4 separate regions of the Homo sapiens genome follow, and regions 1, 2 and 3 are each linked to region 4. A link is an interaction called in ENCODE POLR2A ChIA-PET data of the cell type or tissue named here. Cell type or tissue: GM12878. All regions are shown on one strand. Each heading gives the region's core, and the rest is flanking DNA. Links, peaks and the distances in the headings are about the cores only. Region 1 overlaps KLHL6 (kelch like family member 6). Region 2 overlaps KLHL6 (kelch like family member 6). Region 3 overlaps KLHL6 (kelch like family member 6). Region 4 has its middle 36 kb from the start of KLHL6.

What was found. ChIA-PET counts read pairs that join two places held together with the same protein. Peaks named below come from ENCODE experiments on the same cell type or tissue, not always from the same donor. Only the 100,000 strongest peaks of a DNase experiment are listed, where the experiment ranks them.
Region 1: POLR2A ChIA-PET joins it to region 4 with 12 read pairs; 8 of 35 experiments call an interaction of 5 or more read pairs at or near these places.
Region 2: POLR2A ChIA-PET joins it to region 4 with 16 read pairs; 7 of 35 experiments call an interaction of 5 or more read pairs at or near these places.
Region 3: POLR2A ChIA-PET joins it to region 4 with 15 read pairs; 5 of 35 experiments call an interaction of 5 or more read pairs at or near these places.

The regions. Positions count from the first base shown.
Region 1 is chr3:183,522,430-183,528,271 of GRCh38, reverse strand. It overlaps KLHL6 (kelch like family member 6), which reads left to right. Exons shown (of 7, transcript NM_130446.4): 2 at 262-427. Among named protein-coding and RNA genes, the nearest start is that of KLHL6-AS1, 23 kb to the left of the region's middle. In GM12878, for the core only: no CTCF peak of the experiment used is centred there; DNase peaks (open chromatin) are centred at 781 and 2,511; H3K4me3 peaks cover 627 bases; H3K27ac peaks cover 2,261 bases.
Region 2 is chr3:183,537,835-183,543,676 of GRCh38, reverse strand. All of the region lies in intron 1 of KLHL6 (kelch like family member 6), which reads left to right. Among named protein-coding and RNA genes, the nearest start is that of KLHL6-AS1, 8.0 kb to the left of the region's middle. RefSeq lists an enhancer at 2,589-2,698. In GM12878, for the core only: no CTCF peak of the experiment used is centred there; a DNase peak (open chromatin) is centred at 2,817; H3K4me3 peaks cover 1,012 bases; H3K27ac peaks cover 758 bases.
Region 3 is chr3:183,529,398-183,535,239 of GRCh38, reverse strand. All of the region lies in intron 1 of KLHL6 (kelch like family member 6), which reads left to right. Among named protein-coding and RNA genes, the nearest start is that of KLHL6-AS1, 16 kb to the left of the region's middle. RefSeq lists enhancers at 1,305-1,384, 2,084-2,343. In GM12878, for the core only: no CTCF peak of the experiment used is centred there; no DNase peak of the experiment used is centred there; H3K27ac peaks cover 778 bases.
Region 4 is chr3:183,589,164-183,595,005 of GRCh38, reverse strand. No RefSeq gene overlaps it. Among named protein-coding and RNA genes, the nearest start is that of KLHL6, 36 kb to the right of the region's middle. In GM12878, for the core only: a CTCF peak has its summit at 2,582 (motif pointing right); a DNase peak (open chromatin) is centred at 2,835.

The DNA of each region.
Region 1 (5,842 bases), core at 478-5,477, 67 kb after region 4:
AAAAGCCAATAAAATAGATCTGGGACTGACTTTGGAGATCACAATCGGGCATGGAGGAGCAGGGCAGTTCAGTTCAGCTCGGTAAGTACTGATGAAATGTCTAATGCGTAGGGGGTGCTGGAGAACAGAGAGCCACCAGCCCAGGACCTGACCTTGGGAAACCCCCTGTTCTGTGAGGGCCTGATGAGTCTGAAAGGGGATCTCTTTAGGCCTGGAACCAAGGGTCTCGGCACGATTCACATTCACACATTTCTCTTCCAGGGCCATGTTCTGCAACGATTTAAAGGAAAAGTATGAGAAAAGGATCATTATTAAAGGGGTTGATGCTGAGACCATGCACACTCTGTTGGACTACACGTACACCAGCAAGGCGCTGATCACCAAGCAGAATGTCCAGCGGGTCCTGGAGGCTGCTAACCTCTTCCAGGTGTGTGAACAAACTGGCTCAGTGCTCTTCTCTGAAGCAGGTGAATGCAGTAATTCTCCAGAGGCCAGACCTGGTCTAGCTCCCAGGCCTGTACCTGGGACATGGACACACACACACACACGCACACAAACACACACACACACACGCACACCCCTAGCTGGGCTTGTGCTTACTTGAAAGTTAGAAGATGCTCTTTTGGAAAATTTCTCAGAGGGAGTGAGATAGGGCATTGACTCCTTAATAAGATGAAGCCAGGGGAGCTTTGTGCCTAGAACCTAGGCATGGGTCCTGACTCCAAGAACAATAAGTACAACTTGCAGAAGCTTAATTGGAGCCAGTGGCTCTTCTGTGGTTTGGGGTTACTGATGTCTCCTGGTTTCATCGAGGGTGGTGTTTATGTTTCTGTTTTCTGTTCTCCTTTCAGTTTTGGGTGGCTTTTCAAAAGAGCTATAAAAACTTTTTAAATAGTAAAGACTATAATCTTTTGTAATGTATGTTTCAGATATTTTCCTGCTAGTCACTTGACTCATCATTTTAAAATATAGCTTTTTTAATGTACAAAAGTTTAAAACTAGTACTTAGTCATAGCTATTGATCATTTCCTGGAAGACTTTTGTCTTTGGTGTGCATTTTTAGCCTTTCCCTTGCTTGATCATATCCTTATTCAATTTCATTTAGTCTTGTTATGTTTACAACTTTAATATCCTTTTTTTTGGTTTGTTTGTTTTTGTTTTTGTTTTTTTTTTTAGAGAGAGTCTCGCTGTGACGCCCAGGCTGGAATGCAATGGCACCATCTTGGCCCCCTGCAACCTCTGCCTCCCGGGTTTAAGCGATTCTCCTGCCCTAGCCTCCCAAGTAGCTGGGACTACAGGTGCATGCCATCAAGCCCAGATGATTTTTGTATTTTTAGTAGAGATGGGGTTTTACCATATTGGCCAGGTTGTTCTTGAACTCCTGACCTCAAGTGATCCATCTGCCTCAGCCTCCCAAAGTGCTGGGATTACAGGCATGAGCCATCGTGCCCAGCCAACTTTAATATACTTAGAATCACTTGGCATAAATTATTTTTCTCCATTCCCCCCACCCCTTGCCTCATTTTTAATTTTCTCTCAAGTGATGAACTTCCATAGAGATGTTAGTTTTAATGAGAACAGTGGGAGAGGACAGACATGGTGCAGAGACAGAGTGAGCTTTATTTGTTGTTGATTTCCCTATTCCGGTAATCCCTTGCCTCAAAAAATCCTAAATATCTTTTACTTTCTAGGCAGAAATTAGCAAGTTTCTTTCTGAAGCGATTGTACTCAGTTTCCTTATAAGTGTCAATTCTTAAGAAAATAAGAGAAGATTGCTGTGGGCTTCCAAATATCTATTTAACCCACTGATTTCTGTTGACTCTGGGTTACTTGCTATGAAGTCTCAGACAGAGAAAACTGGGGTCATATTCAGGCTTCACGGCATCATAAGGGACAGAAGTTTATAGGTTGTTGAAATAACTTTGTGGTTTGTAAAAATTATTTATTTATTTATTTATTTGAGATGGAGTTTCACTCTTGTTGCCCAGGCTGGAGTACAATGGCACAATCTTGGTTCACCGCAACCTCTGCCTTCTGGGTTCAAGCAATTCTCCTGCCTCAGCCTCCCGAGTAGCTGGGATTACAGGCATGTGCCACCACGCCCGGCTAATTTTTTTTGTATTTTTAGTAGAGAGGGGGTTTCCCCATGTTGGCCAGGCTGGTCTCGAACTCCCGACCTCAGGTGATCCGCCCGCCTCGGCCTCCCAAAGTGCTGGGATTACAGGCATGAGCCACCGCACCCGGCAAAAAATTATTTATTCTTTTGAATGGATAAAACATACTCCCATTCCAAATTCAGAACCCCGGAAGGGAAGCAGTGACACTGCCTGTTTGCAGTGTCCTGCTGTTCTTCATATTCCATGCATATAGCAGTCTCTATATGCATATCACTCCCACTCAGGCTTCCATTTTTTCTAACACAACGTAGGCACACTATACATCCTGTTTCGCATCTTACTAGTTTTACTTCACATTCTATTTTGGGCATTGCCGCAGGTCTGCGTGTGGAAACTACCTTGTTCTTCTCAATGGCAGCATGATATTGTTGGGGTCACATTAGATGTGAAACATGTCCAGTTATTGCTAATGATCTCTTATAAGGCAGAGTGGCAGAGTAGAAAGAACACGGGCAAGCAGACCTAGGTTTAAACCCTGGGTCAGTCACTTATTTGCTATGTGGCTGTGGACCAGTTACTTAAATTTTCTGAGATTCAGATTTTTCATTTGTAAAATTAGGCTGATAAACACCCCACCTTCCAGGGAAAGCTATTATGAAGTTAGATGAGATGATGTTTTCAAAGTACAGCATATTTCCAGGAATGGACGTGTCTTCCCATCAGTTGTGTGGTTTTTACTTTACTTTGGATAGTTTGTGCCTTGGATAAATGGGGCTGACATTGAGCTATGAGAACATTTCCCTAAGGTATTCCTAAATTTTCCCCCCCGGGTTAGGATTGTAAGAGACCATGTTTAAAAGTGTGTGTGTGTGTGTGTGTGTGTGTTTTTTTTTTAGAGAGTCTCACTCTGTTGCCCAGGCTGGAGTGCAGTGGTGCAATCTCGGCTCACTGCAACCTCCGCCTCCCGGGTTCAAGTGATTCTCCTGCCTCAGACTCCCGAGTAGCTGGGATTACAGGTGTGCACCACCATGCCTGGCTAATTTTTGTATTTTTAGTAGAGACGGGGTTTCACCATGTTGGTCAGGCTGGTCTTGAACTCCTGACCTTGTGATCCACCTGCCTTGGCCTCCCAAAGTGCTGGGATTACAGGTGTGAACCACCATGCCCAGCCAAAAGTTTTTTTTATCATGTTCATACGATACATGATTAGAATGATGAAATGAATCAGTGCTTTATTTTAATTAACTCAGGGTTATAGGTAGAGAAAAGTGTGCCAGTGATGGCATTTTATCTGGTCCTTTTACAACATCTGCAGAAGTCAGTACCACCTCTGTGGGACTGAAATGAACAGGAATCAGATTATCTCAGTGCTCCCCGCCCCACCCAGTAATAAACGCTTCTTAATTTTCACCATTGGTGTGACTCAGCTGCCCTTAGTGTCTTCCTGTTACCCACCAATTGCTTCTCTCCCAGAATTTCCTGGTGCAGGAAGAGACAATCCGATGACCAAGCCAATCAGCTCTATCACTGTTTGGGAAGAGCTTTTCCTACCAGGCCAGGCAACGTCATGAGCTGCTGGCCAGTTTACAGCGTGGGTGCCTTGGGTTTACAGACCAATCAGCGATGCCATGAAACAGGACAGTTTCTTTTAGGAGGAAACTTTGGGTGTGGCAGGTACTGATTGATCTGCCCACTAGAAGAACTTTGCAATCATCTGGCCGTAATGCATTGGCCAATCATGAGGAGAAACACATTTTCCCCAACTAGTTTTTGGAAAGGTAAAAGTAAGAGAAGCATCTAAGAGGAAAGGCCTAAGGGACCTGTTCTCACATGCGGTGGGATCTTTGAAATGAATGCCACCCAGTAGGGGCTCTAGAGAAGCCAAAGGTCTCCCTTTCCTTAACTGGACCTTCAGGCTTCTGAGTCGTAGGTAAGCAAGCCAGCCCCAAACTATGGACCTGGGACAATGGCTGTAAGGACTTGGCAAAATTTTTCCATCTTGAAGGAGAATGATTTCTCAATCAGGGCACTGCCATGTTGTTTGAGAAGTTTGCCATGTTTGTTACTTTCATTTTTATTATTAAAAACTCATGAGGCCGGGCACAGTGGCTCACACCTGTAATCTCAGCACTTTGGGAGGCTGAGGCGGGTGCATCACCTGATGTCAGGAGTTCCAGACCAGCCTGGCCAACATGATGAAACCCCGTCTCTATTAAACATACAAAAAATTAGCCAGGTGTGGTGGTGGGCGCCTGTAATCCCAGCTACTCAGGAGGCTGAGGCAGGAGAATCTCTTGAACCCGGAAGGGGGAGGTTGCAGTGAGCTGAGATTGCGCCACTGCGCTCCAGCCTGGGCGACAGAGTGAAACTCCATTTAAAACAAAACAAAACAAAACACCTCATGAAATGTAGCCAAATACCACCTGTACCCCAAAAACTTATGGAAAAAAAACAAACAACAACTCATGGGAAAAAAAACCAACTCATGAAAGAGTAAGGGATTGGGAGCTTATCTGCAGGCAGCAAGAAGATGTGAGGTCAGGGAGACCATTCTCACCCTGCATTTGGTCTGGGATGTAAGGATCCCTACGGTACATAACAGTTGGTTAGAAGCAGCAACTTAGGAGAAGAAAACCAGGCTAAGTCCCGTGGCCAAAGTGAGGAAAAAGGGGGATGCTGGAGTGGGAGCTTGGTCATCTGGCCTGGGCCTGAGAAGAGCCCAGGAGGGGCTCCCACAGAACCCTCTGGGGCAGTGACATGGTGGCAGTTAGAGGAGACATTGGTGAAGGTCCAGTGTTGCTTATTTCCCTAGGATTGCCTTTGTTTACAATAGGATGAATGCGCATGAGGCTAATGCAGATGAGACAGCCACGTGGTCAGTGTCTGACTTGATGGCCTGGGTTGGCTCCTTGGCTTATGCAATGCCTGGGACATAGCGGGCATGCTATGAATATTGGTGGAATACATGAATATGTGAATAAATGCACTAATGAGTGTGTCACTCTTGTTCATTACTAGCTGGATGTAAGGACTTCTCAAAAACTGCTCAAGAAGCCAGGCGCGGTGGCTCACGCCTGTAATCCCAGCACTTTGGGAGGCTGAGGCAGGCGGATCACGGGGTCAGGAGATCGAGACCATGCTGGCCAACATGGTGAAACCCCGTCTCTACTAAAAATAGAAAAATTAGCTGGGCCTGGTGGCGTGCGCCTGTAGTCCCAGCTACTCAGAAGGGAATCGATTGAACCTAGGAGGCGGAAGTTACAGTGAGCCGAGATCGCACCACTGCACTCCAGCCTCGTGACAGAGTGAGACTCCATCTCAAAACAAAAACCAAACAAACAAACAAACAAACAAAAAACTGCCCAAGACTCCAACAGAAATTACTTGGTCTCCTTCCAGGCGACACTAAGAAGCCCAATCCTGGCTCTTGGAAATGGTGTGGGCCAAGAAAGGAGGAAATATTTCACAGGCTAATACTAATAATTGCTTCATTTTATAGGTGCCTGATGAAGTGCCAGGCACCTACTATGATATACTATGTACACACATGAATTTCTGTTGTCATGGACAGAGACTCACAGATTATATCTATTCAACACCATAGAAGCCAGTCAATCTAGGCAAGAAAACCAGCTGGATTATTTCCTTGCTATCATCTACATAAAATCAGCCTGTTGACTATTTGATGCACTCCCTCTCACACTTAAATTTGGTCAACCAGTGTT
Region 2 (5,842 bases), core at 489-5,488, 51 kb after region 4:
AGTATCAAGGGCCTTTTGGTGTTGGGGGAATTTTGGGAGAGGTGGAGGCCCAGTGGATAACTCCTGGAAGGTGGAATTTTATTGTATTATTGTGTATAGCGAACGCAACACAAAAAAATAGGACAGAAGAGAACAGAGATTAGGGAAAGTTAGGAAAGTGTCAGGTGACTAGCAGTGTCTTTAAAACTCAGGATAGCAGGCTGGGTTGGCAGACGATGTCTGTCTCATTAGCAGGTGGGCCTGGAAATGGAGGGGGAGAGAATTCTTAGTAACTGCTATGAAAATCCTCACTCCTCCCATGCTCCTCCAGTGTACCACCGATGATTAGCAGGCCTTCAGTTAAGGAGCACTGCATAGTATTATCTCTCTCTCTCTCTTTTTTTTTTTTTTGAAATGGAGTTTCGCTCTGTCGCCCAGGCTGGAGTGCAGTGGTGCGATCTCAGCTCACTGCAACCTCCATCTTCTAGGTTCAAGCTATTCTCCTGCCTCAGCCTCCAGAGTAGCTGGGATTACAGGTCAACACAACAAGATAGTTTTTGTATTATTAGTAGAGATGGGGTTTCGCCATGTTGGCCAGGCTGGTCTTGAACTCCTGACCTCAGGTGATCTGCCCGCCTCAGCCTCCCAAAGTGCTGGGATTACAGGCTTGAGCCACCTCACCCAGCCAGTATTATCTCTCTTAATGTGCAAATACCTGGAGGGGAAGGAATGCAAAATGTTAAACTTTCAGAACTACAGTGCTGAGTGGACTTAGTGAATTTCCATCCATCTGTCCATCCATCCATCCATCCATCCATCCATCCATCCATCCATCCATCCATGTATCCATCCATTTGACACAAATTTATTAAGTGCCTACTCTGTGGCAGGCACAGAGTTTACAAAGATGAATAAATTATGGTTCCTGCTTGACCTGGAAATCATCATCTAGTTAGGACAGAGAGATAAGTAAATTGATGTTTACTGTACAGGGTGATAAGTGCTATGATGCAGCTCTGCACAGGGGTTATGGTGGAGCTGGGGACAGGGGCTGTGAGAGGTTTGCTACATGGGAGCTATAGGAGCTTACAGAAGGGCATTAAATCAGACGGAAGAAAGAGCAGTCTGAGAAGGCTTCCTGGCAGAGGTGATATCTGAACGGAGTTTTGAAGGATGAGTAGGCATTGGCCAGAAGGGGCCAGAGGGGAGAAAGGAGAAGAGAGGAGCATTCCAGGCAAAGAGAAGCACATCCGGGAAGGTGCCACGCAGTGTAACCACAGGTAGAAGAGTAGGTTGAAATAAAGGACATGCACAGGCCAATAAGGCTGAGAGACAGGCATGGTCAGACCGGGAAAGGTTTTGTTGGGTGAAGCTGTGGAGTTTGAAACATGACTTACAGATAGTGGGAAGCCGTGGAAGAGTCTTTAAGTAGGAAAGAGATGTGATCCAAGATCTCCCTTAAAATAATCCTTTGCACTGTGGGTATGGAGGGTCCCATCAATCTAGGCAGACCCTTAGGTAAGTTGCAAGAAATTTCAGTGAGAGGAGATGAGGGTTGGAATTAAGGTATAGGCAGTGTGGTTGGGGAGAAGGCCTCCAGCAACATTCACATCCTCTCTGAGGGCCTGCAGGGCAGCCGGACCACAGAGAGCATGAGGGAGAGGCAGCGCTGCCCAGCAGGGAAGGGTAGGGGGAAGTGAGGTTAGGAGGGCTGGAACACAAAGCAAACTGACTCCACTCTTTGCTGAGGACCAGCTCTGAGCCTCAAGATTGGAAAGAGAAAGAGAAAGTGGTCTGACCTTATCAACCCTTCTCCTGCCCAGGCTATCCCGTTTTAGAGCAAAGCTCATAAACAAAACATCTCAAGTTCTGGACTTGCAATTCTTGAACACCTTGGAGATAGAGCCACAGCTATTATTAAAATATGTTCCCCTCTCTTATCCACATCTCTGATAGAGACCACTGCTGGCTTTTAGGGTGCCTTCCTTTGGTTTTTTTGTTTGTTTGTTTTTGTTGTTTTGTGTTTTTTAGAGGCTTGCTATGTTGCCCAGGCTGGACTTGAACTCGTGGCCCCAAGTGAGCCTCCTGCCTTGGCCTCCCAAGTAGCTGGGACTACAAGCATGTGCCACCACACTCAGCCCCTTCCTCTGAATGTAAATAAGTTACCTGGGAGGACCAGTTAGAAATGGGGGCCCCTTTCTGGGGGTTGCAATCCACGTTAGTGCACAAGGCTTGGCAGGTGTAGGGGGCGCTGGATTTTAGCTCAAGTCAAGCCTGGCCTGTGCACTCCTGCGTGTAGCCCAACTGTGGCAGCTCCTCCTTCACGTCTAGATTCATAACTGCTCCCCATCCCCAGCTGGAGGAGCTCCTGTCTTCTGTCCCTTTCCCTCTGGATTCTGTATCATGAAAGCCCAAGGGACAGGCCTGGCAGTCCAGATTCCTCTGTGGCAGCTGGCGGAGGGAGCAGCCTAGAACGCACATAGGATCATCTTTGCCTGTCACAAGGGATACCTTTTATGACTGGAGGAGCCTTAGCATTTGAATACCTTGGGGTAAAGACTGGGGCCAGTGCCAGCTTGCAAGTTTCTAAGTGGTTAGAACCAGGGAAGGCTCAGAAAAAATCTTTAAGCAGAGGCTGATCCCTAACTTCTGGACAATGACATGGTCACAGGGAAGCCACAGAGTCCTGGAGGTGGGAGTGGAAAGTGGAAAAAGAGGGTCATGTGGAGCCTCCGGGCAATAGCCTGGTCGGGATGTGGTGGTGGACGGCGAGCGCAAATGCGGACCCTGCTCCAGGCCCAGAGGGGAAGTGAGAATCTGAGCCGACCTCGTTGGTTTGTGAGGGAAGTGGGGTTTTGTTAGGGGAAGCCAGGTTTCATCTTCAGGAAGGAGGTGGAAGATGTGTAAAAACAAAAGCAGACAAAGGTAAAGAATAATCACCATGTTTTGTAAGTTAAACTCTCAGGTAGGAGAGCTTAGGGTAATCATCAATGGGGCCGGGTGTGGTGGCGTGTGCCTGCAGTCTCAGCTACTTCGGAGGCTGAGGTGGGAGGATTGCTTGAGGCCAGGAGATTGAGGCCAGCCTGGGCAACAGAGAGATCTTGTCTCAAAACAAACCAACAAGCAAACAAACAAACAAAAACGGGCCTGGAGTTCCAATTCAGAGAATCGCTGGGATTTCTTTTGTCCAATTGTATCACTCCGCCCTGCGAGTGACAGACATTCAGCTCAAACTGGTCCAAGCATAAAGGGGAAAAAATAATTTATTTGCTCATGGAATTAAAAAAAGTCTGGGGTAATGGTTTCAGGTATAGTTGGGTCCTTGTGCCCAAAGTAATGTTACCATGACTCAGTTTCTCTCTCCTTCTTAGTCCCGCTTTCCTCTGTGTGGGTTTCTCTCTCAGGGAATGTATTCACACATGAGGACAAGCAGGTAGCCAGCATCTCCAAACTTTCATGTCCACCAGCTCAGCAATTCTAGTGGGAAGAGACAGCTTCTCTTTCTCAGTAATTCCAAAGAAAGTTCTGGAATTGGCTCCAATTGAATTGGCTTCTTCCTATTCCCATCCCTGAACCAATCATTGTGGCTTGGGCTTGGACGGTGGGGTGTTTCCCAACGGAAGATCTGAGTACTCCTGCTAAAAGAGACAGGAGTAAGTTGGGCAGACAAAACAAAAACTGTCCATTGTATCTTTGTGACTGTATCGTCACTAAAGCCTGACCACAAGTATATGTTGTAATTGATGTTCTTTCTTGTCTGATCTTGCAGACAGAACAAGTCCTTCTTTCTGTCATAAACTTGGATGGCAGAATTTCATGGCAAGCTGAGGCATCAGCAATGGTCTGGTGGGACTTGGAGGGATTCTGCTTCCCTAGGAACATGGCCAGAGTTTTCTTCTCCACAGGGGCCGTGGGCAGTGTCCTTGAGGAGTGGTGAACTAGGGCAAGAAGCTTGGCAGAAGGGAGTTGTTTTTTTGTTTTTTTTTTTTGAGATGGAGTCTCACACTGTCACCCAGGCTGGAGTGCAGTAGTGCGACCTTGTCTCACTGCAACCTCTGCCTCCCGGGTTCAAGCAATTCTCCTGCCTCAGCCTCCCGAGAAGCTGAGATTACAGGCACCCGCCACCACACCGAGCTAATTTTTTGTATTTTTAGTAGAAATGGGGTTTCACTGTGTTGGCCAGGCTGGTCTTGAACTCCTGACCTCGAGATCTGCCAGCCTCGGCATCCCAAAGTGCTGGGATTATAGGCATGGGCCACCGTGCCTGGCCCACAGAAGGGAGTTATTCTGAGGCCTGCTGATGCTTAGAGTCAGATCGGGGCAGCTGTAGGCTTCCAGCTCCTCTGTCAGTTTGGAGCAAAGCTGGCAAACGGAATGGGATTGCCACCTGATTCGGGAGGCAGCCATAGGCCTCATGGAATTCTAGGAAGGCTGTGTCTTAGAAGATGAAAGGAAGGATCCATAGTGAGGGAGGACTTTCCGAAACATATCTTCCCTAGCACTATGGCCAATTGTTTCCATGACCTTGATCTTCATTCAGTCTCCTTCTCAGGAGGAAGTAGGGGTGACCTCTTTCTAGGGCAGAGGTTCTCAAAGTTTGCTTTGCAAAGGAATTATGAGTCGGAGCCAGGGACACCTAATTAAATACATACCTCCAGCCCTACTGCTAGAGATTTGGCTTTAGTAAGTCTAAGGTAGGTGGGGTACAGGATTCTGTATTCTGAATAAGCAACCCAAGGTTCTGATGCAGCTGGTTCAGGGAACACATTTTGAGATCCACCTCTTGAGGCTGGAGTATCTGAGGCCAAGGATGTAAGCAGGACTCCAGTATTGAGACAGGATCCATATGATAAAACTTAGGGGACAGCTTGAGCTCAGAAACAGGGCAGAGCTGAATGTTTAAGTGCTTCCCTTGGTTAGTATTGGCTCAGGTTTTGGTGCCTTGAACTAAGAAGTGCTGGGGACCATAGAGAGAGATGCCATGTCATGCTAGGTCACACTTGCATCTGCTGACTCCCTGCTTTCTTTGCAATGGAACCCCCTTTGATTGACTTCATTGTGTTTATATCCAATAATCCTTTCTTAACAATAGTGTTCATTGTGTAGTACATGCTGACTAGTTTAAAAAACTTTTAAACTGATTGTATACATATGGACATTGTATTCTTAAGTAGAATTTAACTCATTTTGCAACTGATGTTAAAGCCACCGCCACACAGAATATCTCAGTGAAACAGGGGAGTTCGTTCCTGGTATAAACGGGGAATGGTGAAGAAATAAGAGGAAGGACAGAACAGGGGGCAGACAGGTGGAGCCGGTGTAGGAGTGAGATAGTGGGAGTGATAGGTGTGGGTATTTGTTTATAGGGTTAGAATTAGGGTTACAGGAGGCAGGGAGTTCAGAGGTGTGGAGTTCTAGGGAAGGGGTCAGCTATAATGGAGTCGGGCTGGGTGAAATATTCTGAGTTGGTGAAGTTTAGGAACTACAGGAGCTTGTAGAGCTCATTGAAGTAGTGCAGGTACGTTGAATGTTCGAGTGTCCTCTTCAAGCTCTAGGCCCTGGACTCGGGAGTGTGATAGGAGTTCCCTAGTGGCGGTGGAGGGCCTCATCCTCCAGATATATTTGATAATTCTTGGAGGTACAGATTCCTGTCAAAAGCAAGTGCAAAGGGACTAGGAAGGACAAGTTGGTTGATTCATTCATTCACTCACTTTCCCTAGGGACCGTCCCTACTTGGTGGTGGCACTGCTCTGGCCCCTAGATACAGTGCTGAGCATGGCACACCCTCACTCAGCTGGCATTCTAGTGGGGTGACAATAATTAACAAATAGATAGGTAATCTAATTTCAGGATGTGCAGAGCT
Region 3 (5,842 bases), core at 300-5,299, 59 kb after region 4:
TGGGCACGTTGGCTCACGCCTGTAATCCCAGCACTTTGGGAGGCTGAGGCGGGCAGATCACAAGGTCAGGAGTTTGAGACCAGCCTGACCAACATAGTAAAACCCCGTCTCTACTAAAAATACAAAAATTAGCCAGGCGTGGTGGCATGAGCCTGTAGTCCCAGCTACTCAAGAGGCTGAGGCAGGAGAATCGCTTGAATCCGGGAGGCTGAGGCTGCAGTGAGCCGATATTGTGCCACTGCACTCCAGCCTGGGCAACAGAGAGAGACTCTGTCTCAAAAAAAAAAAATATATATATATATATATGTATATATATGCATACATATATACATACATACATACATATATACATATATACATACATATATATGATGGTCTTTGAAGACACAGTATGAGAAAAAGAATGTAAGTTATCGCATTAGTCATTTTAAAATATTTCTTACGTGTTGAAATGATATTTCAGGTATATTTTGGGTTAAATAAGATATGTTATTAAAGTTGACTTTTATTTTTTTCTTTTTACTTTTTAAAAATGGGGCCGGGCATGGTGGGGCTCATGCCTGTAATCCCTCACTTTGGGAGACCGAGGTGGGTGGATCGCCTGAGCCCAGGAGTTTGAGACCAGCCTGGGCAACATGGTGAAACCCCATTTCTACAAACATTGCAAAATTAGCCAGACATGGTGGTTCATGCCTCTAGTCCGAGCCACTTGGGAGGCTGAGACAGGAGGATCACTTGAGCCCTGGAGATGGAGACTGAAATGAGCTGTGGTCGTGCCGCTGCACTCCAGCCTGGGCAACAGAGTGAGACTCTGTCTCAAAAAACAAACAAACAAACAAAAAATGTGGTGACTAGAAACTGTAAAATGCTATAGATGACTCACATTACATTTCTATTGGGCAGCCTTGCTCTGGACACTCCAACAAAGGGAGGCTTAGAGAGTGATCTTCCAACTCCTCCAGGGAAGATATGCTGAGCTGAGAAGAAATCATAGGCTGTCTCTGAGAGCAGATTCTTTATAAAATCAGGAGGCAGCGAGGCAAGCCCTATATGACATTACTTTTAAAGTAATGTCTTTTAAAGTACTTTTAAAGTACTTTAAAAGTACAAAGTACTTTAAAAGTAAAGTACTTTTAAAGTACTTTAAAAGTAAAGTACTTTTAAAGGCTGGTGATTACGGTTCTGCAGACAGCTCTGTGCTGCTGGTCAAGAGGGTTTGTGGCTGAGGAAACTGGTCTGTAAATTGGTCACCTGCTCTGATATCATCACGGCTCCCCCAGCTCTGGGCGGGGATTTCTTCACTTTACAGAGGCCCCGGAATTCACCTTCGTTCTTTCTTTCTTATTACCATATTCTTGTGAGGAGAAAGAGGCCAGCTGAGGGAAAAGAGAAGAGGGGAGGGAAGGAAAGGTTAGGAGGGTTACCATTGATTAAAACAACAAGGACAGAGGGGGAAGGACGGAGGCGGAAGGACAGAGGGGGGACGATCACCTTGACTAAAACAAAAGGTCCAAAAAGTCAGCAAGTCAAGTGTCTAGTGATTTTCTGTATCTCTGTCTCTCTCTCGTTCTCTCTCTGGAAGTCTTTTGACTTTTGAATGTTTCTGGGAAGCCATAAACAGTTACCTTTGTTTTGCAGATTAGGAAAAGGGGTAAAGAAATGGATGAGTGGCCAGGCACGGAGGCTCATGCCTGTAATCTTGGCACTTTGGGAAGCTGAGGAAGGAGGATCTCTTGAGCCCCAGAGTTCACCACCAGCCTGGGCAACAGAGTGGGACCTTGTCTCTACAAAAATTAAAAAAAAAAAAAGTTGGGTGTGGGTGCCTATAGTCCTAGCTACTGGGGAGCCTGAGGGAAGAGGGTCACTTGAGGCCAGGAAAAGAAGGAAGAGAAAGAAAGGAAGAAAGGAAGAAACAAAGAAAAAGAGAGAAAGAAAGAAGAAAGAAAGAGGGAAGGAAGGAAGGAAGGAAAGAAGGAAGGAAGGAAAGAACTGATGATTGATTTCCAGAGATAAATAGGAAGTGTGGGATAGAGAGGAGGGGCAGGACTTAGAGGTGTAATCCCCTCCGTGTTGAGATGGAAGTCCGAGCGTTTGGAATTACATCACCAGAGCTCCACCCAGGGCCTTTGCATTTCAGTGACTTGGCTGGGAGATAACGGCTCCCTAACCTGTTCATGTGTCTGTAGCTTAGAAAGTCCAGTGACTAATGTTTGGAGATGTTCCCTAGCGGTGTGGCTACTGCCTCAATTAGTACATTTTCTGAGAAAAGGCTTTGACATTGTCACAAGCCTCCCAGCTCTTTATGGGTTCATCTGATACTTGACTCTAGTGGCACCCATCACCTGCAAACAAAAGTGAGAACACATGTGCTTAAAATGTTCTCTTTGAGTCCTGCCTTTGCTCATCAACCTTCAACGGCTCACCATTGCTCACTGAGTGAAAACCTAACTCCCTATCCTGCCTTCAGTGCCCTCCACAAGCAGGATCCAGGTTATCTTTCCAGACCATTGTTTCATCCCTCTCCTGTCCCCTGAGCTTCAACTGAATCACATGTCTGCTAGTTTCTCTTCATGCCTCATGCCCTTGCATCTTTATGGCTTTACTCACTGTGCTTGTTACCTAGAAATCCTATCCATAATCTTCACATTTCAGAATTTTCCTTCTCTATGAGTAGCCATTCTTGGCCTCCACAGCACTTTGTAGGTCTCTTATGGCCCCTCGTAGACTGTTATTTGGGCATCAATGCCCTTGCTAGTTTGTGAACTACAAGGGTCTGGGGTGGATACAGACTGCCAGTATTAGTCAGCTTGGGCTGCCATAACAAAATACTATGGACTATGTGGCTTAAACAACAGAAATGTTTATTTCCTCACACTTCTATAGAGTCTGGAAGTCTAGCATCAAGTTGCTAGCATGATCTGGTTTCTGGTGAGGGCTCCCTTCCTGGCTTGCAGACGGCCACCTTCTCACTGTGTCCTCACATGGCCTTTCCTCGGTGCGTGAGCAGGAGTGGTGAGGTGGGTGTGGAATCTCTCTTTCTGTTCTTATAAGGACACGAATCCTATCAAATTGAGATCCACCCTTATGATCTCATTTCACTTTAATTACTTCCTAAAAATCTTATCTCCTAATACATTCACATTAGGGGTTAGGGTTTCAACATATGAATTTTGTGGGGGACACAATTCAATCCATGACATTCCATACTTGGCCCCCAAATTCGTGTCCTTCTTATATGCAAAATACATTCATTATATCCCAACAGCTTCCCAAGTCTTAATTTATTCCGGCATCAACTCTGAAGTCCAGATTATGGTCTGAATATCATCTAAATCACATATGGGTGAGACTTTATGTATAATTCATCCTAAAGCAAAATTCCTCACCAGCTGTGAACCTGTGGAACAAGACAAGATGTATGCTTCCAAAATACAATAATGGGACAAGTGTGGGATAGACATTCCCATTCCAAAAGGGAGAAATATGAAAGATGGGGCTGGGCACGGTGGCTCACGCCTGTAATCCCAGCACTTTGGGAGGCAGAGGCGGGCAGATCACAAGGTCAGGAGATTGAGACCATCCTGGCTAACATGGTGAAACCCCGTCTCTACTAAAAATACAAAAAATTAGCCAGGCGTGGTGGCAGGAGCCTGTAGTTCCAGCTACTTGGGAGGCTGGAGGAGAATGGCGTGAACCCGGGAGGTGGAGTTTGCAGTGAGCCAAGATTGTGCCACTGCACTCCAGCCTGGGAGACAGAGTGAGACTCCATCTCAAAAAAAAAAAAAAAAAAAAAAAACACAGACAAAAAAAGAACAGAAAGAAGGAAGAAGTGATGTGTCCCAAGAAAGTCCAAAATCTAGTGAGATAAATTCCATTAGATTTCAAGGCTTCAGAATAATCCTTTTTGGTTTGATTGTCTTCCCTTCTGGCCCACTGAGGTGGCAGTGTCACCTCCATGGCTGGAGGTGTGAGTCCTCCCAACAACCCCTCCCCCGACTCCCAGGTGTCTGATGGAGGCTGTCTGGCTTCTTGAACCGAGGCAGTGGTCCTGATTATCTCTGAATCACCCTTAGGGTAATTTTTCCCTCTTCTGGAAGAATAGTGAGGGCTGGGTGCAGTGTCTCACGCCTGTAATCCCAGTACTTTGGGAGGCCGAGGTAGGTGGATCACCTGACGTCAGGAGTTTGAGACCAGCCTGGCCAACATGGCGAAACCCCCCATCTCTACTAAAAATACAAAAATTAGCCAGGCGTGGTGGCGAGTGCCTATAATCCCAGCTACTCCAGAGGCTAAGGCAGGAGAATCACTTGAACTTGGGAGGCAGAGGTTGCAGTGAGCCGAGATGGCACCACTGTACTCCAGCCTAGGTGACAGAGTGAGACTCTGTCTCAAAAAAAAAAAAAAAAAAATGCATGTTCACAGCTGAGTACCTCATTGTTTTTTACCGTCAAATCCAAGAAGTCTGACAGCCTTCCTTCAATTGTCTTGTCTCTTCCCCTTCAGTTCAAACTGGCAGTGTTTCTTTCTGTTCCTATAATTCCATAAGCATTTTATTAAATGATAGTCCAGCCACATTTTTGGCGTTCTCTTCAGAACATGCTCCCTCATTTTTCTCAGAATGGGTAGGCTGAGAATTTTCCAACTCTTTAATTTTTGGTTCCCTTTTGCCTAAACATTCTTTTTCTAATTCACCCCTCTCCCCTTGCATTTTACTACATGCAGTAGGAGGAACAAAGCTGCTTCTTCCATGCTTTGCTCAGACGTATCCGCAGCTAAATATCCAATTTCATTGTTTGCAAGTTCCACCTCTTGCAAAACAGCAGAACACAGTTTAGTCCTTTCTTTGCCACTTTATAACAAGGATCACTTTCCCTCCAGTTTCCAATACGTGTTCCTCATTTCCATTGGAGACTTCACCAGAATGATCTTTAATGCCCATATTTCTGCCAACATCCTATTTGTGGCAATCTAGACTTTTTCTAGCTTTTACCTCAAAACTCCTCTAACCTCCACTCATGACTCAGTTCCAAAGCTGTTTTCACATTTTTTCAGTATTTGTGACAGCAGCGCCCCACTTCTCAGTACCAAAATGTGCCTTATTCAGCTTGGGTTGCCATAACAAAACACCATCGACTGGATGGATTAACCAACATACATGTATTTTCTCACAGTTCTGGATCCTGAAAGTCCGAGATTGGAGTGCTAGCATGGGTGGGTTCTGGTGAAGTCCCCTTCCTGGCTTGCAGATGGCCACCTTCTCGCTGAGTCCTCACACGGGGCAGCACGTGCAAGAGAATTCTGGTCTCTGTTCCTCTTCTTATAAGAACATCAATCCTATCCGATTAGGACCTCAGCCCTATGACCTCATTTTTCTTAATTACCTCCTAAAACCCCTATTTCCAAATAGAGTCACACTGCGGGGTTAGAGTTTCCTTTCTTTCTTTCTTTTTTTTTTGAGATGGGGTCTTGCCCTGTTGCCCAAACTGGAGTGCAGTGGCACAATCTCAGCTCACTGCAACCTCTGCCTCCTGGGTTCAAGAGATTAGACATGACTGGCTAGTTTTTGTATTGTTGTAGAGATGGAGTTTCACCATGTTGGCCAGACTGGTCTTGACCTCAAGTGATGCACCCGCCTTGGCCTTCCAAAGTGCTGGGATTACAAGCATAAGCCCCCACCCCCGGTCCCCCACCTACTTTTAATTCATGCATTCTTGCTATATTTTAGGTACCATATAAGTTTCCAAAATTCCAGAAATGTTTTCAGAGCATGGTTCAGTTACATGCATTTTAAAAATAAATAAAATTGCTCACACATTCCCTGGGAAGGACCAACAGTTTAAAT
Region 4 (5,842 bases), core at 629-5,628:
CTGGAATATTGAGAGGATGGTATCCCTTACTGAAAATCATCTGGAGCTTGATGGCCTGAAGGTGAGAGGAGAGACAAATTGGGTAGTTAGAATTAGAAGAATGTTAAATCAAGATAAGAGGGTGAGGACAGCTTCAAAAATTCTGAAGCTGCTGACATGCCCAGGTAACTGGTGGCTATGGTGGCTACAGTCATGCTTGCTAAGACGCGGGTGCATAGGGCTGAGGCAGCTAAATCTTAAAGTGTGAAGTAGGTTCAGGTGCAGTCTTTAATATACTATGCCTGGAAAATAAAATGAGTATGAAAATGCTTTAATATCACTTCTTGGCCTTTGGCTCAGATCAAATGCAAAATGCTTGAATAGCTTGTAAACTCAACTAATGGAGAGCCTGAGGCTGGAGAATTGCTTGAGGCCAGGAATTCAAGACCAGCCTGGGCAACACAGGGAGACCCTGTCCTAGCTACTCAGGAGGCTGAGGTGGGAGGATCACTTGAGCACAGGATTTCAAGGCTGTAGTGAGCTATGAGTGGCACAGCCTGGGTAACAGTGAAATCTTGTCTCTAAAAATAAATAAATAAATGAAAATAAAAATACGTTTTAACATAAAATTATTAACATTTTCACACATGATTCAGTAGTTTGAATTACTGCCTTAAGTGAAGTGAAAAAAAAAATCTCATTTCTAATGTTTCCAGGTAAGTGCAGAGATTTTTTTTTTTTTTTAAATGGAGTCTTGCTCTGTCGCCCAGGCTGGAGTGCCGTAGTGCAATCTTGGCTCACTGTGAGCTCCGCCTCCTGGGTTCACGCCATTCTCCCGCCTCAGCCTCCCGAGTAGCTGGGACTACAGGCGCCCGCCACCATGCCCGGCTAATTTTTTGTATTTTTAGCAGAGACAGGGTTTCACTGTGTTTGCCAGGATGGTCTCAATTTCCTGACTTCGTGATTCACCCGCCTCGGCCTCCCAAAGTGCTGGGGTTACAGGCGTGAGCCAGTGCAGAGGTTTTTTTAAGTGACCATGTTGTTCATTTCTTTTTACTTACGCAGTCTGAATTTTAGCCAAAACTACATTAGTAGAAAATGTTGTTATCGAACCAAACTGGGGTCTGCTTGCTTGACATAGTAAGGCCAAAACATCCACACTGAGGTATGCAGTGGGAGAAAAGGAGTTTATTTGCAGGGTGCCGGGCAAGGAGAAGTGAGTAGCTCATGCTCCAGACCCAACCCCCCAGATGGCTTATAGGTAAAGGTTAAAGGCAGGGAGACAGAGGTTACAGGCACATTCATATATCAATACATGGAGGCTATACATTGTCTAGGCCTGAAAGAGAAGGATATCTTACAGGTCACAGGTCAATTCAAAGATTTCCTGATTTGTGATTGGTTAATGTAATAGTCTGTTCTTGCACTGCTATAAAGAAATACCTGATATTGGGTAATTTATAAGAAAAGAGGTTTCATTGGCTCATGGTTCCATGGGCTGTACAGGAGGCATGGTTAGGAAGGCCTCAGGAAACTTACAATCATGGTGGAAGTTCAAAGGGAAACAGGTACATTTTTTTTTTTTTTTTTTTTTTTTTTTAGACGGAATTTCACTCTTGTCACCCAGGCTGGAGTGCAATGGTGTGATCTCAGCTCATCACAACCTCCGCCTCCCAGGTTCAAGTGATTCTCCTGCCTCAGCCTCCCAAGTAGCTGGGATTACAGGCATACGCCACCATGCCCAGCTAATTTGTGTATTTTCAGTAGAAATGGGGTTTCTCCATGTTGGTCAGGCTGGTCTCGAACTCCCGACCTCGGGTGATCTGACCGCCTCGGCCTCCCAAAGTGCTGGGATTACAAACATGAGCCACTGCGCCCAGCATCAAGCAGGCACATCTTACATGGCCAGAGCAGGAGCCAGAGAGGGGGCGGGGAGGAGCTACACACTTCTAAATGAGATCTCATGACAACCCACTCACTCACTGTGACAAGAACAGCACCAAGGGGATGTTGCTAACCCATTCATGAGAACTCCACCCCATGATCTAATCATCTCCTACCAGGCCCCACCTCCAACACCAGGGATTACAATTCCACATGCGATTTGGTGGAGATGCAGATCCAAACCATATACATTAAGGAGGTGCTAAAAACTTGGCATCAGCAGAAAAGACCATTAGCACTGGCTTGTGGGTGTGACCTCTGCCAGGACCCTGAGGAAGAAATTTAGAACAAAGAAGGGGTGTTGGAGTTCAGTCCTCGTTTCCCCCTTGTCTGAGGTTCACATGCCAGTGGATCCCTTTGGTGGGGGTCCAGGTTTCTGGAAAAATTCAGGGACATATGTTAAGATGTTTCTGTCGGAAGCCAAACATTCTTGCGACTCTAACTTCCTTGGTTATTGTTTTAAGCTACCGTTACCTTCTTGCTTATCAATTTGCTCATTTACTTTTCAGGGTTAGCTAGGTGCCTGGAATTTCCCTTGAAGAAACTCAAGGTTTTTCTTCATGTCCATGCTTGAGGGGCCCACAGTCCTCTGCAAGGGGTCCCGCTCCATTTCAATGTCATGAAACAAGACTTGGTACATCCATTTGAATTTAACCAACAGGGGGAGCCAGTTTTAGATGTTTAAAATATTTTGGTCAATGTAATGTTTTAGTTAACGAATTGTTGAAATTTTGTAAGGAAATGAAACTCAGTTGACTGGCTTTTACCGGGTGTTTCTATTTGAGTGTAGATAATTGTACCTCATGGCATGGGTGCTAAACATTTTAGGTTAAATATCTTCTTGTACTGGTAAATGAGGAGGGGAAGTGAAATATGGAACAAATCGTTACTCTGGACAGGAAGCAATAGAAAGGCAAATCAACGTTGTTCTCGATTTGGTCCTTTGCATTGTTGTCATATTTCTACTGGAAATGCTTCACAGCAATGCCCTTTTAGATCATTATTTAGATGTTCAGTAAATATGTGGCCTGATATAGCTCATACCCCAGCTGAGACTGAATGTTTCTGTTCCCCTGGGGAGAGACCTTGTACCTTGAGTTAATTTGCATATGAATTCAAGTGACTAGGAAAGTGAGAGAGCAGCTGACTGGGAAGCCAAGCTCCCCACCTTTGGGGGAGAGGGGTTAATACTGCAACAGGCATAGGTGTATATATTTTTTTGTGCAATTATAATTGGGAAGTCGAATGTTAAGGGGAGGGTTAAGTAACAACAAACTTCATTAGGTTGAGCTGGTCTACACCCCCTGATGAGGTGGGGCTTAGGGGTAGGTCCAGCTTGGAAGACAAACCAAGTAACTGCAAGCTAGATTCTTGGATAATCTGTATTTCTTTGTTAGGGGAAGTAACAGTTTATAAGATTGGGCTTTTCTTGGGAAGAACCTCGAGAGAATAAAAAGCTGGGCTCCCGTCAGCCCCTCTGGAGCAGAGGTTATCCTGGAGATGTAGATCAGCCCTGGAGGGATCAGCCTCTTCTCCGGACAAAGAAAGAGCTCAAAGATGGCTGGAGGGATTCCATCAACAGTTCACTGGGGAGGGAGCCATGCAACCAGTTATAGTCACAATAGTGTGAAAACTGGCAGCTCTTCCATGTAGGGGCATCAGCAAGATCAGTGCAGAACACTCCAGGAAAGGATGGCCGGGGGTGCGGTGGTTCATGCCTATAATCCCAGCACTTTGAGAGGCTGAGGTGGGTGGATCACTTGAGGCCAGGAGTTCAACTGGCCAACATCGTGAAACCTGTCTCTGCTAAAAATACAAAAATTAGTCAGGCATGCTGGTTGGCCCCTGTAATCCCAGCTACTCGGGAGGCTGAGGCAGAATTGCTTGAACCTGGAAGGCGGAAGTTGTAGTAAGCCAAGATCTTGCTATTGCACTCCAGCCTGGGTGATGAGTGAGACTCCATCTCAAACAAACAAACAAACAAACAAACAAAACCACACAAAAACAAAAATTAAAAAAACACAAAAAAGAAGACTCCAGGAAAGGCTTTGCACTTTCAGTGAGTGGCAAGAGGATGCTTGTTCCTGTGGCTGTGCCATCTCCTATTTCTATGGAATCCTTCCCACCTCCTTAAAAACTGGCTACTATATCTCTCATGTTTAGAAAAGCCTTCACTAGATCCCTCGTATCCCTCCAGCTGACAGACCATGTCTCTGTCCCTCTTTCCAGAAAACCAACTCAGAAGAGTTACTCTGCCTGCAATTCTTTACCTCCCTTCGGCCTACTCTTTTTCTGTGGGATGCTTTTGGTATTAAATAATAGAGAACTCTGAATCAACTGTGTAGAGTAAGATGGGGAATTCATTGGCTCAAGTGACAAGAACTCCACAGGTGGAGCAGGCTCCAGACAGGGGCTCTGGCAATTCCCTTGACTCCGCCCTCCTCTAGGGGGTTGGCTTTATCCTCAGGCTTGTGCCAAGGTGGTTTCCACAGAACTAGGGGTCACAGGCAGAAATGACAATAGCTAATGGGAGAAGGGCAGAGATCTTCTTGTGTCTCTTTTTAAGACAAAATGATACCTCCGGCCAGGCGCGGTGGCTCACTCCTGTAATCGCAGCACTTTGGGAGGCTGAGGTGGGTGGATCACCTGAGGTCAGGAGTTCAAGACCAGCCTGGCCAACACAGAGAAACCCTGTCTCCACTAAAAATACAAAAATTAGCTGGGCATCGTGGTGCATGCCTATAATCCCAGCTACTCAGGAGGCTGAGGCAGGAGAATCGCTTGAACCCAGGAGGCGGAGGCTATGGTAAGCCAAGATCACGCCATTGCACTTTAGCCTGGGCAACGGAGTGAGACTGTCTCAAAAAAAAAAAAAAAAAAAAAGAGGCCTCCACAGAAATCCTTCAACAGACATCCCCTCACATCTTGTTGGCCAGAATAATGGTATCACATAGCCATTGGCAAAGAAAAGTAGATCATGGTGTCTTGGTTTAAACCAGTCAGGATTTACACTGGAGCTGGCAGTAGGGGTTCTTTTTGCAAGGAAAAAGGGGTGAATAGAGTCTGGGAAGTAACTAACATTTACATCTACCTTTTATTCCCAACACTACATTGAAATGGAATTGCACAAGGCTTCAAATCCAGTGAGCATTTCTTTGTCTTCAATGTGTTCCTCCTTTTAGAAACATTTGACATAATTGAGCACCCATTAGCTTCTACTACATCTCCTGGCTTGACTTTCTCTTCTGCTTGTTTGTCAGTTTACTGCATTGGGTACACAGGATTTTAAAACATCCTATTTTGTCCTAAATTTTTGTCTTCCCAATGCAATTAGAGCAAATGATTCTCACCAAGTGAGGAGTGAGACGATTGGCCAGGACTTATAGCATGGCCAAGAATGAATTTTATGTCCCTTGGTTGATTAAACACCTCCAGCTTATAAAAGAGATTAATGAGACCAAGGTGCGTAAGAAATTGGAGAGAAAATTTGTTTAGAGAGATGTGCCCTATGAGTTTTTCCCCATCGTACAGAAGCAGTGGGGGATGCTTGCCCCTCCTGACCAGTGTAGGGAAAGGGGCTTTACTGGGGAGCACTTAGAAGGTGGATCACAGTGGACTAGAGTCTGCCCTTGGCCGGCTAGCTGTTCTAATGGCAGGGAGAAGAGATGGTGCTATGTTGGGGCAAATGATGCTTATGAGTGCTTCCCACGGGCCTGAGGTAGCACTCACAGAGAAAGCAAGCAAGCTTGAGGTTTTCTTAGATCCTGCCCAGGAGGGCTGCTTGGAGAAAAAAACCCAACCACAAACAAGTGTTGGAGATGTACTATTAGATTCCAAGGCAGTGAAAGAGGAATTGTAAGTGACCAGCCCTAGGAGATGCATTTACTTACAGCATGGGAACTGCCATTGTAAGATTTCC